Regions from separate parts of the Mus musculus genome. Here region 2 is linked to region 1. Evidence: chromatin contacts called from ENCODE POLR2A ChIA-PET data. All regions are on one chromosome and are shown on one strand. The core of a region is the stretch at or near the end of the contact, and the rest is flanking DNA. Distances in the headings are between cores, read along the strand shown.

What was found. ChIA-PET counts read pairs that join two places held with the same protein, here RNA polymerase II (POLR2A).
Region 2: POLR2A ChIA-PET joins it to region 1 with 16 read pairs in Patski. The contact joins the promoter of Ppp2r3a here to the promoter of Stag1 in region 1. POLR2A ChIA-PET finds 5 or more read pairs at or near these places in 2 of 5 experiments (Patski and embryonic stem cell).

What each region holds. Positions count from the first base shown.
Region 1 is chr9:100,642,157-100,647,827 of GRCm38, reverse strand. It overlaps Stag1 (stromal antigen 1), which reads right to left and starts at 4,380. Exons shown (of 34, transcript NM_009282.4): 1 at 4,032-4,380.
Region 2 is chr9:101,250,437-101,256,153 of GRCm38, reverse strand. Ppp2r3a (protein phosphatase 2, regulatory subunit B'', alpha) reads left to right here and starts at 4,322. Exons shown (of 14, transcript NM_001161362.3): 1 at 4,322-4,492.

The DNA.
Region 1 (5,671 bases), core at 3,131-5,630:
TCCATTATTCCATTATAGTATTACATATATATCTGTACTGTTAAAATGTAAATTTTTTTAACTGTTAGCATCTAGAAAGATTAAAAAAGGTATGTTTAATTATAGTAAAACTCCACAGTATCAGTTGTGCAACTCACTGGCTCACCATTTCCAACACAGCACAAAAAAATATGCTCTATAAAGCAGGCAGAACTTCCCCAACACTGAATGGAGAAAAGTAAAAGGCTGGACTGAGCAGTAGCTGACCATAGTCTGTACATGTCTGTAATGCCAGCACTCTGATTCAGGTTGAAATCTCTAGCCCAGCCTAGGTTAAATCACTAAGCCGAAGGCCAACTTGGAAAAACTCAACAAGGCTTCACCTGAAGAAAAAAAGAAATTAAATTTTAAAAAAATAGGGAAGGGGCCTGTGAGATGGCTCAGTAGGTAAAGATGAGCTAAATTCAATGCCCAGACCCCACATGCTGGAAGGAACTAAATCTCCAAAGGTGTCCTCTTACTTTCATGTGCATAACGTGGAACACCCACCCACACACACACAATAAATAAAACTTACATTTCTAAAATAAACAACAAATCTAACAGGGAGGCAGGACTTGAGATAGCCTTCAAATACTGACTGGTAAAGACAGCCACTGAAGAGTTCATGTAGAACCTAGATGGTTCAGCAGGTAAAGGAATTTGCCACCAATTCCCACAATCTAGCAAGCCCCAGGAAGCCCAATTACTGAGGGAGGTGGGGAGGGAGGGGAACTTAAAAACCGGGGGGGGGGGGGGACACACAACCCCTAGGGAAGAACTTAGGGGTGGTACAGCCCAGCTCAAGTTGGATCCTGTATTGTAACTACCAAATGAGAGAAAACTCAACTCCTTCTCTAGAGACAAAACCCTACCTACTACATTAAGAATCATTCCATTCTGCAGCTTATACAAGAGCATTTTGTGTATGTTTCACAATGAAACCCTATGCCCCACCCAAAGGATTGGGAGGTGGGCAGGGGGTGCAAGACTCAGCAGATGGCAACTGTTGACAATCTTGAAAATCTTAAATTTAATCCCAAATCACACATGTTAGAATCAAATCCTTTAAGTTATCTACTGACCTTCATATGAGCAGCATGTTCACAAGTTATTAAAAAAAATTGTAATAAAAATAAAATTTAAAGATGGCAGAGTGGCATGGCTATAATCCCAACATTTGATTGACAGAGGAAGGAGAATCAGGAGTTCAAGGCCAGCCTGGGATACATAGCACCCTGTCTTACTCAAAAATGAAAATAGGGCCAGAGAATGTAGCTATTACAACATATGCCAGACCCTGGGTTCATACCTAGTAGTGCAAAAGACTGATTAAAACTGAGAGGAAGAGGAAGGGAGAACAGAAAGGGTGGGGAAGGTCACTGTCTTCGCTGTGTCTTTTCCTTATGTTCAGATTCTAACAGGGTAAATGTGAAGAGGCTTCTCTCGCCATCAGAAGTAAATAAATGATGATCACACTACCTTTTCCTTGAGAGTGGGAGAGATTATGTAAATATTCCAGGATAACTTTCCTATGATTAGACCAGAGAGGGAAAAGGGTATTTTTGTATGTGTAATTAATGTCCCTATAGATAACTGAAATTACATAAAAGATTATCTGGGTGGGCCTGACATAATCAGGTTAACTTCTGAAAGAGATCTTAAAATCTACAGGAATTAGAGACAGAAGTCAGAGACACTGATTCCTATAGTAGCCATTTTGTAAACTGCTGCCTATTAAGACCATATGTCAAAAATAAATAAATATAATAATAATTACAGATTTTGGCCAAAAGCTAACAAAGACACATAAGTCTCCCATAGCACTGAGATTATTAAGATATATCTATCCATCTATAATCAAGCAAGGAAAACAGATTATAACTAGAAATTTTTAAGTTTTAGCTAAAAAAGGTTTTCAATGTGTAAAAGAACCATTGGCTTACCTCAACTTTAGAAATGAGGAAGGTAAGATTTAAATAGTTAAAAAGTAAAACCAAGACCTCAAACCTAGGAGATGTCTCAAAGTTCAGTTCAAGGTTCTCACTCGTCCCTGCAACACAGCTTGAGTTTTTAAAAGAACCTTTCAAAGCCAAGAGTGGCAGTAATCCCAGCATTTGAAAGTATGAAACAGAAGAATCGCTATAAATTCAAGGCCATCTTGAACTACATACCAAGATCCTTTCTGAAGAAAAAAACAAAACAAAACACAAAAGAGCCATTCAGTAATTGGCTGGCCTGGCACCCACCTATAATCTCAGATCTCCATAAGCTGAAGAAAAGAACTGCCACCTTAGACTGTGTACATAGTGATTTCAAGGCCAGCCTGGGCTACACAACGAGATCATGTTGGTTGTGGAGGGGACAAGCACACAGTGATTGTATTAATCTCTTCAGAAACGACAATACTAGACCTCTATTTGTTTTGTTTTAAAGGCAGTATCTCATAAAACGTCCATGCTAATTTCAACGTATGATTCCCCTTGCCTCTGCCTTCTCAGTAAACAGAATTACAAGCATAGAACAATATGCAGAACTCCAAAGCACAGTTATAAAATGCAAAGAAAAAAAAAAAAAAAACACCTGTGGGGTTTCTCTTAGAAGTTTATTCGGGTAAAAAAAAAAAGTGTTACATTCCCCATAATTAAAAACAATGAAATATCATTCCTTGTTCTTTCAGTATTTCTAATTGTTAGCCTCGATTTATATACATTATAAGACCATCACCCATCATACAAGAACTCCCACTGTTCTGTACATTTCCATAAGAGCTTCACCATCAGAATTTGCTATCTATATATGAAAAAAAAAAAAAACCCACTGGGAAACCTAAAGGTAAAGTTACAAATTCCATTAAGTTACACATCGTACAACTTTATGCGGATTTTGGTACTTTCACAAACACTACTTTTGCTAGATGTAAAATATAGCTGTCTCTAAGCACAACCAGAAGAGAATAAACATGCCCCTCATGTTAACACCAACTTCAACAGCAAATAACTCGCTACCACAAACTGCACTATTTGGGGTCTATAGGGCTCCAAAACCACCCCAGAGCTTAACACTCCCAGGACACGACTGTCTGCAATGTGGAAAGAATCAGTAACAATCCTAACGTAGACAGAAGCGGGTGACGTGACAATCCGAAAACCAGAAAATGTTGTGGTCCCTACTACACACAAACAGCACTCGGTTCGGACCCCTCCAAGTCCAGCTCCCAGCACTCGGGTTTCCCAGCTCTTCATCCCGCCCCCCACCTTCAGGGAAGAGGAAAAACAACTTTTATTGGCCTCATCTCCCGGGGGATTGGGAAACTAGCGGGGCAGTGCTCCGGCCTGGACACGTTTCACCCGGAGCTCGGACGGCGGATAGCGGGAAAGCCAGGACTGCGACGTCCCGTCGGCCCAGGTCCTCAGCCCTACCCCACCCCAGCAAAGCAGGGGCCTGGGACAGCAGTCTGGGCTGAGCGACCCCCAGGACCCTCGACAGAAGCGAGCTCCTTGTCATGTGACGCCGCCGCCGCCAAAGCACCGCAGAAACGCAGGGCGGCGGAAGGCGTTCGCGCCAGCCCGCCTAGGCTGGCCCGGGCGCGGGCGAGTCCCGAGAGCCCGGGCGGGGGGGCGGAGGGCGGGCTTGGCGGCGGGCCCGAGCGCGCCACAAAGGCTTCCGCGCTACCGCCGCGGAGCCCGGGCGGGCGGGGGCACCGTTTTCGCGGCCCGCGGGGAGGGGTGGAGGGAAGCGGAGCGCCCGCCGCGCCCACAGCGGGTCCCGGACGCTCGGCCGCCCGCCTGCAGCCGCCGCGCCGCGCCGCGCACAGGCCCGCGCGGCCTCCCTCCCCCGCGCGGGGCCCGCGCCGGCCCGCCCGCCCGCCCGCCGCTCGCCGCTCGCGCTCCCAAGCTCTCGCCCGGCCTCCATCTTGGATCGGCGCTTCCAGCCCCCGCGCCGCTGCCGCCGCCGCCGCCGCATTTCCCCCTTTCCCGCCCCCCGCCGCCGCCGCCGCCGCCCGCGCTCACCTCAGCTGCCCATCCGGGCGCTGTCGGCCGTCGACCTAGTTTCCCCCCAAAAGTCTCCGGTGTGTTATTCCCGAGGTGGGGGGGTGGTTACGGGGTGGTCGCCGGGGGTTCGGGAGCGGGGGCCGCGCCTTCAACGGAGCTGCAATCCTAACCCGCCATCTGGTGGCATTTTCCACACGCCAATGGCGCCGCTGCAGACTCGGGTCCCGACCGCCCTCTGCTGGCCGCGCTGCTCACTGCTCCGCTGACAGGACGGGCCTGCCCGGAAAGGGGAGGGAGCTGAGGCGCGAGCAGGGGCCCTCGGACGGGGCCGCGCGCCATCGCTCGCCTCCGGGGGGCGCGCACGCGCAGCAGCGGCGCGGGAAACGTGGCCTTTTGCGTGGCTGCACCGCCCCCCTCTGCGAGGCTCCTGCTCCGCTCGGCCAATGGCGAGCCGCGGAGACGTCTGGACGAGGGCGCTGTGGACAGCTCCTGGGCCGCCCCAGGCGAGCGGAAGGACGGACTCCGCGGCGCCTGCGCGACCCGCTCGCTGGGTTGCCGCCCGCCATTTTTAGAGCTTCTCCAAGAGCCTGGAAGAAGTCCGCCCCCGGCTCTTCCGCCGAGGCCCCTCCCCGGCGGGGGCCGCGCTCCGCTCCCGCCCTGAGGCTGCCAGCCGCCCACACCCGCCCGTTATCGGGGTGAGCCGTGCCAACGCGCCCCCGAGCCCTGCTCCCTCCCCGGTTAGCGGGAGTCTCCAAGCTAGAATTGAACGCGCGGTTTATTATTATTGATGAGGCGCTTTTTCAGAACGAGGTTGAAAAGGTTTCGAGCACTGGGACGAACCCCCTGCCTGCCGCGGAGCTAAAAGGAAACAGTGACCGCTCCAGGCCGATTGGCGTCGTCCTGCCTCTGTAAAGCAGGTTCTCGCCGAGGTGCAAGCTTTGCATAAGGCGGCAGCATTGGCTAGTTAGTGAGAAAGGAGAAGCTACACGGTGAAGATAGACTCTGCGAGCAATCAGATTCTCCCACAGCCTAGGACTGCTTTCTGTGGTTCTCAAATGGACGTGCGAATAATGGAGCCTAGCCGAAAGGGAAATAGCCAGGCGTAGATCTTGACCCCTTCCTTCCCTGCTGCTCTCTACCTAAGCTGTCCTTGACCAAGGCTCTCCTAACCTTCCGCCTGCTTATTAACTCCGCACTACAAAAGTGAATTCTTGGTCTTGTAGGTCATCAGCCTCATTGCTGACTCAATTTTTTTTTATTGGCAGAGGCAGCTGCATTTTCAATATCTCCTTAGAAACGTTAAACTTGTTTATAGTCTTGAGGGCTGGCTAGCTAGCTAGTACCTCAATTGTCTCTGGAATGTATCCCAAAGGTTGCAAAGTGCGTTCCACATCACTGGAGGAACTTTGGTATGAATTCGTGACAGTCCTTTCAGCAAAGTATCTCGTTTACTAGCCTCTGATTGACTTCCTATTGTGTTCTCTGCAGAGCCTGTTTTTAGCTTGCCTTGTTAAAAGACGGTGCGGGCTCCAAGCCATAGTCATATGTAATTTAATCTATCGAATGTGTGGGACTCTGATAAAGAGCTGATATTCTATCAACATGTTTGTAGTCGTGATCTCAAAAAAATCTCACCTAGTTTAACCATCCCCCATTCC
Region 2 (5,717 bases), core at 3,073-5,572, 610 kb before region 1:
TCCCATCCTAGGCATTTCTTTTTCTTTCTTTCTTTTTTTTTTTTTTTTTTTTTTTTTTTTTTGGTTTTTTTTTCCAGGCAAGGGTTTCTATGTATAGCTCTGTCTGTCCTGGAACTCACTTTGTAGACCAGGCTGGCCTCGAACTCAAAAATCCACCTGCCTCTGCCTCCCGAGTGCTGGGATTAAAGGCGTGCGCCACCACGCCCGGCTCGCCATCCTAGGCATTTCTATAGCATGGAATAGTCTTAACCTTAGTGGAAATGGTTCGCCATCTATGATAGTGTCTAAAATAGTGTAATATTTTAATACTCTTGGCAACTTTTATTGTTCTCCTTGGTCCCAGTTACAGAGCCAGGGGGCCAGCCTGATCTAGAACAAGGAGTTTTGGAGTCCATACGATGATATAAACATGATTAAGTGTGAGGCAACATGCTCTCATCTTTTGTTCTGAGAGTCAGCTGTCAGCAAGCACCAACAGCACGTGACAATTCGCCAGTGTAATTTATATCACAGGGTCATACACATGTTTCAGAGTTGTATTGTTAGACATTTCCAAAAAGAGTACTATAACACTTTTTAAATAAGATTTGAACATGAATAAATTTTGCCATGAAGTAGAGAGAGGTCTTGGAACAAAACCCCAGAAGATACCAAGGGTCAACTGTACATGGCTTTCATGCCATTTGGAAACTATTAATATCATCTATTCTAACATATTCATCCTCATACCTTCCCCTCAGGGCCCATCCATCTATCTACACGTTAAGTGACTTATTGTTTCAAATTGTTCTGATGTCCTTTTCATTTTTAGATTTTTTTTCTTTGAGTGATTCACTTTAGACAATTTCTATTGATGTGACTTGAAGTTCACTAATCTTTTTTTATTTAGCAATGTTTAATTTTCCCCTTAGAAAATTCAATTTTTTTTCAAAGTGGGGTTTTACCATATAGCTTAGACTGGCCTCAAGTCTACTATGTAGTCCAGAATGGCCTCAAACTCACAGTAATTGCCCTGCCTCCCCTTCCTGATTGCTGGGATAAAAGGAGTGCACCACTATGCCCAAATTTTTTTTTTCGTTTTGAGACATTGTTTCTATGTAGTCCATCCTGACCTAGAACTCACAATACTCCAGGCTCCATCTCAGAAGCCATAAGGTGACAGTCTGCCACCTCAACATATTTTATCTCAAACGTTATAGTCTTCATCTATACAAGTGTGTTTTGGATGTTTTCTGTCTCTAACTTTTTGAACATTTTGATTATAGAGCAACTGTTTTTACGTCTCTGTCTGCTAATTCTGGTGGCTAAGACAGTTTTTTTGATATGGTCTGACTGGTTGGTTTTCTCAATATATATTATATTTTCCTGTCTGACCAGGCTTCTTGTCTACCAATTCATGGGAAATAAAGGTAATAAACACTACAGCGGTGTAGTCAGTGAAAGATGGAACGTGGGAAGCAACCCAGAACAAAGCATCCATCTCTTTACCACAGAAAGGACAAAGAGCTGTCAGGATGGCCAGAAGGTTGAGTGGATACTGCTCTTGTAGAGGACCAGAGTTTGGTTCCCAGGGACCACACCGGATGCTCAACACTACCTGTAACTTTAGCTTTGGGTGAGATGATTCTCTCTTCCTGACTCTTTGAACACTCGCCTCCACATGCACATTCCCACCCACAGACATCTATATCTACCATACCTGAAAGTCATTAAGATAAATCTTAAGGTTCAAGGAATGAAGAACATTTAAGAGACTAATCCAATGCTGGGTCTGGAAGTTTGGTTCTATGTAGAGTACTTGCCTAGCTAGCATGCACAAGGCCCTGGGTTCAATACCCAGCACTGATAGATAAGCATATAAGTAAAAATTTCTAATTTTTTTTTAAAGAGGGAGAATAGCCAAATGCATTGGGAGGACTTTGCCTGAGTCTTCCATTGTAGAAATAGCTCTTATAAAACATGTGTGGAAAGTTTGAATACCACATCATATATTAAGAAACTGTACATCTTTAGAAATCATTAATTGAAATAGATTCCTTAGTAATTTTGTGATTGTATTTTAAAGTAGGTCTTACCAGTTAATGATGCAGAGTGAAATATTTACAGGTGAAATAATACTCTGAATATGAGTTTCTTCAAAATAACCCAGAGAAGCAAAGAAAACATACAGATGGAACAAATTAGCCAAAGAGTAATAATTGTTAAATTTGAGTGAAAGTGCACAACATTTCTTGTTCTTTCTATTTCTGAATTTTTTACTCTGTATGTTTGCAACAAAACCATACGATATTTGACATTATTCTTGCTGTATATTTTTTCATCATAAAGTTGTTCAGATGTCCCCTTCCCTGAGAAAATGTATACCATTTTCTCTCCCTACCACAAAAGAACTCTGTTCAAGACTATTCCTCTATTATGATAACAAATTTCTCATTTATTCTCAAATATTTCTTTATTTCTTGACTATGCACAAAGACTGTACATTCTATCCATAACACCTTCCTTAGAGACTGGAGTTCAATAACTGTGATAAGTTGGTAATTCACTAAGATAGAGGATGGTTCTATTGTATTGAATCAAATTTCCAGGCATGAAATTGTGTCCTTTTCTGGAACAGGGGTTTTATTTATTTACTTCCTACTTATTGAGACAGATTCTCATGCAGCCCAGGCTAGCTGACTTGTTATGACCCGTAGCCAGCCTTGAACTTCTAATCTTCTAGAATTGCAGGCATGCTCCTCCACACCCAGGAGGGATTATGTCCTTTTCATTCCAGTGGACTGTGTAAGTAAATGGAGGGCAAAGGCCCCACAGGAGTCCAAAGGTAAAGGCAGGGGGTAAGGTGTTGAAGTTCTGTGATTCTCTGTGTACTTCCTGTCCTTACCATCAAAAACTGTTCTGTGACCTTTGTCACTTCTTTGTGTCTTGCCCTTCCTTCTTCACAGGATTGTTCTGACACAAAAGAAGATATTCAACGCGGTATGGTGAAGGACTTTTAAAATAGGAAAGTATAAAGTTGGGTGTGTGATGGTTTTTCTTCTTTCAAGACAACGAAGACCACATTCTAGCTATTAAAAAGATTAACTTGGTGAAATGACTCAGGATGTAGAGCCTGTTTGAGGCAATTTTATATACATTTTTCTTTTAAAAATAAAAATATATTTCTTATAATCAACCTTACACATAGCTACAGAATGTGAAATTGTATACATTTTGTATGCACCATCTATACCTAAATGTATGTACACATCACATATGATTTCACATGTACACATAAGGCACTCTGTAAGCAACTGTTGTTTTGCTAAGAAATGTTGACAGAAAGGAAGAGATAAAACACGTACGCAGAGCCTGTTCTCACAGTTTGCCTAATGCCTGGCTCTTTAAAGTCTTATCTACATCTGGTTCTTCACCTCTACGTGACCAAATGTCACGTACTGTTCCTTCCCCTGACTGGCTTGCTTGTTTTACCTATGTGCTTACATAATGATTGATTGACTTTTTAATTTAGAATTGAACTGCATTATTTTTATTGTTTAGCTGTGGTACTCATGTAGCCCAGGTTGGCCTCAAAGTAGCAGCAATGTCACCAAAGTTCAAACACTTGGAACTTCTTGTTCTCTATCTAGCCTCCTCCACCTCTGCAGAGCTTTGCAGACATACATTACCTCTCCCAGTTTATGTGGTTTTATCCTCGTTTACTATACCAACGGGGTTACATCCCTAGCCCAGTCAGCCCATTTATTTCCCACTTTTAGTAAAAGCAAACCTCGCTTATTATTTTAGCTAGGGTCAAAGCTTAAGAAATCAAAATTGCAAATGTTTCAGAACACTCCATTAAGTTGTGCATTTGTTTTACATAGCTTTGTTTATTTAACAATTTTTATTCTGTTAACAATTCGCTTAAAATAAATAAATAAATAAACTCTTCGTTCAAAATTCACACAACTTGGGTTGAGCGAATAGGAGCATGCTGGTGTGGGCCACAGTAAGAGTGTAGACTGTAGTCAGATGGGATAGCCTCCCGGAAGAGCAGGACAGTTATCGAAGAGGACAGTAAGAAGGGTAATAAAAATAATGACGGCCATCATAAAGTGTATACTCTTAACATGAAATTCAGTCCCCAAATAGTGCGAATAGCCTTCTCCATTACACTAAGTAAATCACAGCGGCGGCCGAGGCGACGGCTCTCGCAGTGCCCCTCAGGGCCCCCTTTCGGAGGAAGGAGAGTGGGAGGAACCCAGCACGGCCAGGTGGGCGGGGCCGGGGCCGAGGGGGCGTGTCTGGTGGGCGGGCCTGTGGCGCTAGTGGGCGGGGCTGTGGCGCTGGCGGGCAGCTAAGCTGCTGGGCGGCTGGGCGGGGCGCGCTCAGGCCTCGGCTCCTCACGCGCGGCGTAAGCGGCCCAGACCCCGCGCTGCGGGAAGCCGGGGTGGCGTGTGCGCGTCGCCTGCGAGCCGAGGCAGCCGCGGGAGGAGGAGCAGCGGGCACTGAGGTAGGCGCACAGACGCGGGGCCTTAGGCCGGTTCTCCTTGGGAGCCCCCGGCCCTCCACGGGCTGGCGAGGCCGAGGGGCGGCGCACAGAGACCGGGGCGGGCGGGGCCGGGGGCGGGGTCTGGCCTGGCCGCAGGGGCCGCGCGCGGTGAAGGGACTCCTGGTGGAGCGCAGGCACGCCACGCCAGAGGACTCCCGGGGCTGGCGGCCGTGGAGAACGGTGGCCCGGGAGCTCCGCGGAGGAGGCCAGGGGGCCGGATGGCCGGCGCCTCCCACCTCGCGGGACGCCCGGGCCGGGAACTCGTTAACAGGAAAGCTTGGCAGGGCAGCAAATGCCAAGGTTCTGGAAGAACTGAGAGTCACGTCGTTAGGCGCTGAGGCTTTATTTTCCTTCCCCGCCCCCTGCCCGGCCTCGGCCCGACTTGGCCAAAGAAGGATGTGTCACCAGTTCGGGGCTGCGGGCGGGATCCCAGCCACTCTGGGCACAGGGGCACCTGAAACAAAGGTATCGGGCGACCGAGTGGCTGAGCTGCGAGCACCTCAGCCGGTCCCACGGTCGCGCCGGCCGGGCTGCAGGCTTGAGGGGCGTTCTCCTTGGGGACCGCTCGATGGAAACCAGCTGGCCCGGCTTGGAGTTGATGTTGCATCGGAACTGTGTTGTGCTCACATTATTTCCATTCCTCCCACTCTGATAAAGCCTAGGGAAATTTTATCCCGCTTGATGGTCTGCAGATGCAGAGGGGGGAGGACAAATTGCTGTTTGTAAATTATAAGGTATTTTCTTTGTAGAAAATAGTTTAAGAACATAGAATAAATGCTTGAACACGTAAGCGGAGAGGATGATTTGTAGTGCCTTTCAAAATTGGAAAAGAGTTCCTCCACGGATCTTCAGTTATGTACAAAACGTCCCCCGCCTCTTTGGTGCCAGGCATTTTTCTTTGTTCTTCCTTAGTGTCTGGCCTCAGTTTCTTGTAAACAGAGCATCAAGCACAGGGACCCTAAGAATTGCCATACTAGGTCAGAGCATGGGCGTCCAGCTAAGCAGGCAGCAGGCTCGTGTTGTAGTAAACACAGGGCTTTCCTTGGCATCGTTAAAAATTATCTCAGTTTCTTTCACTGGTCTCCATGACGATTACTGAAAGCGTTCTTAAAAATCTGTAGACGGCTCCTGATTTGCATGCAATTTATTCACGTTTATTGCATTCAAAAGGCTGTCTCACCACTTC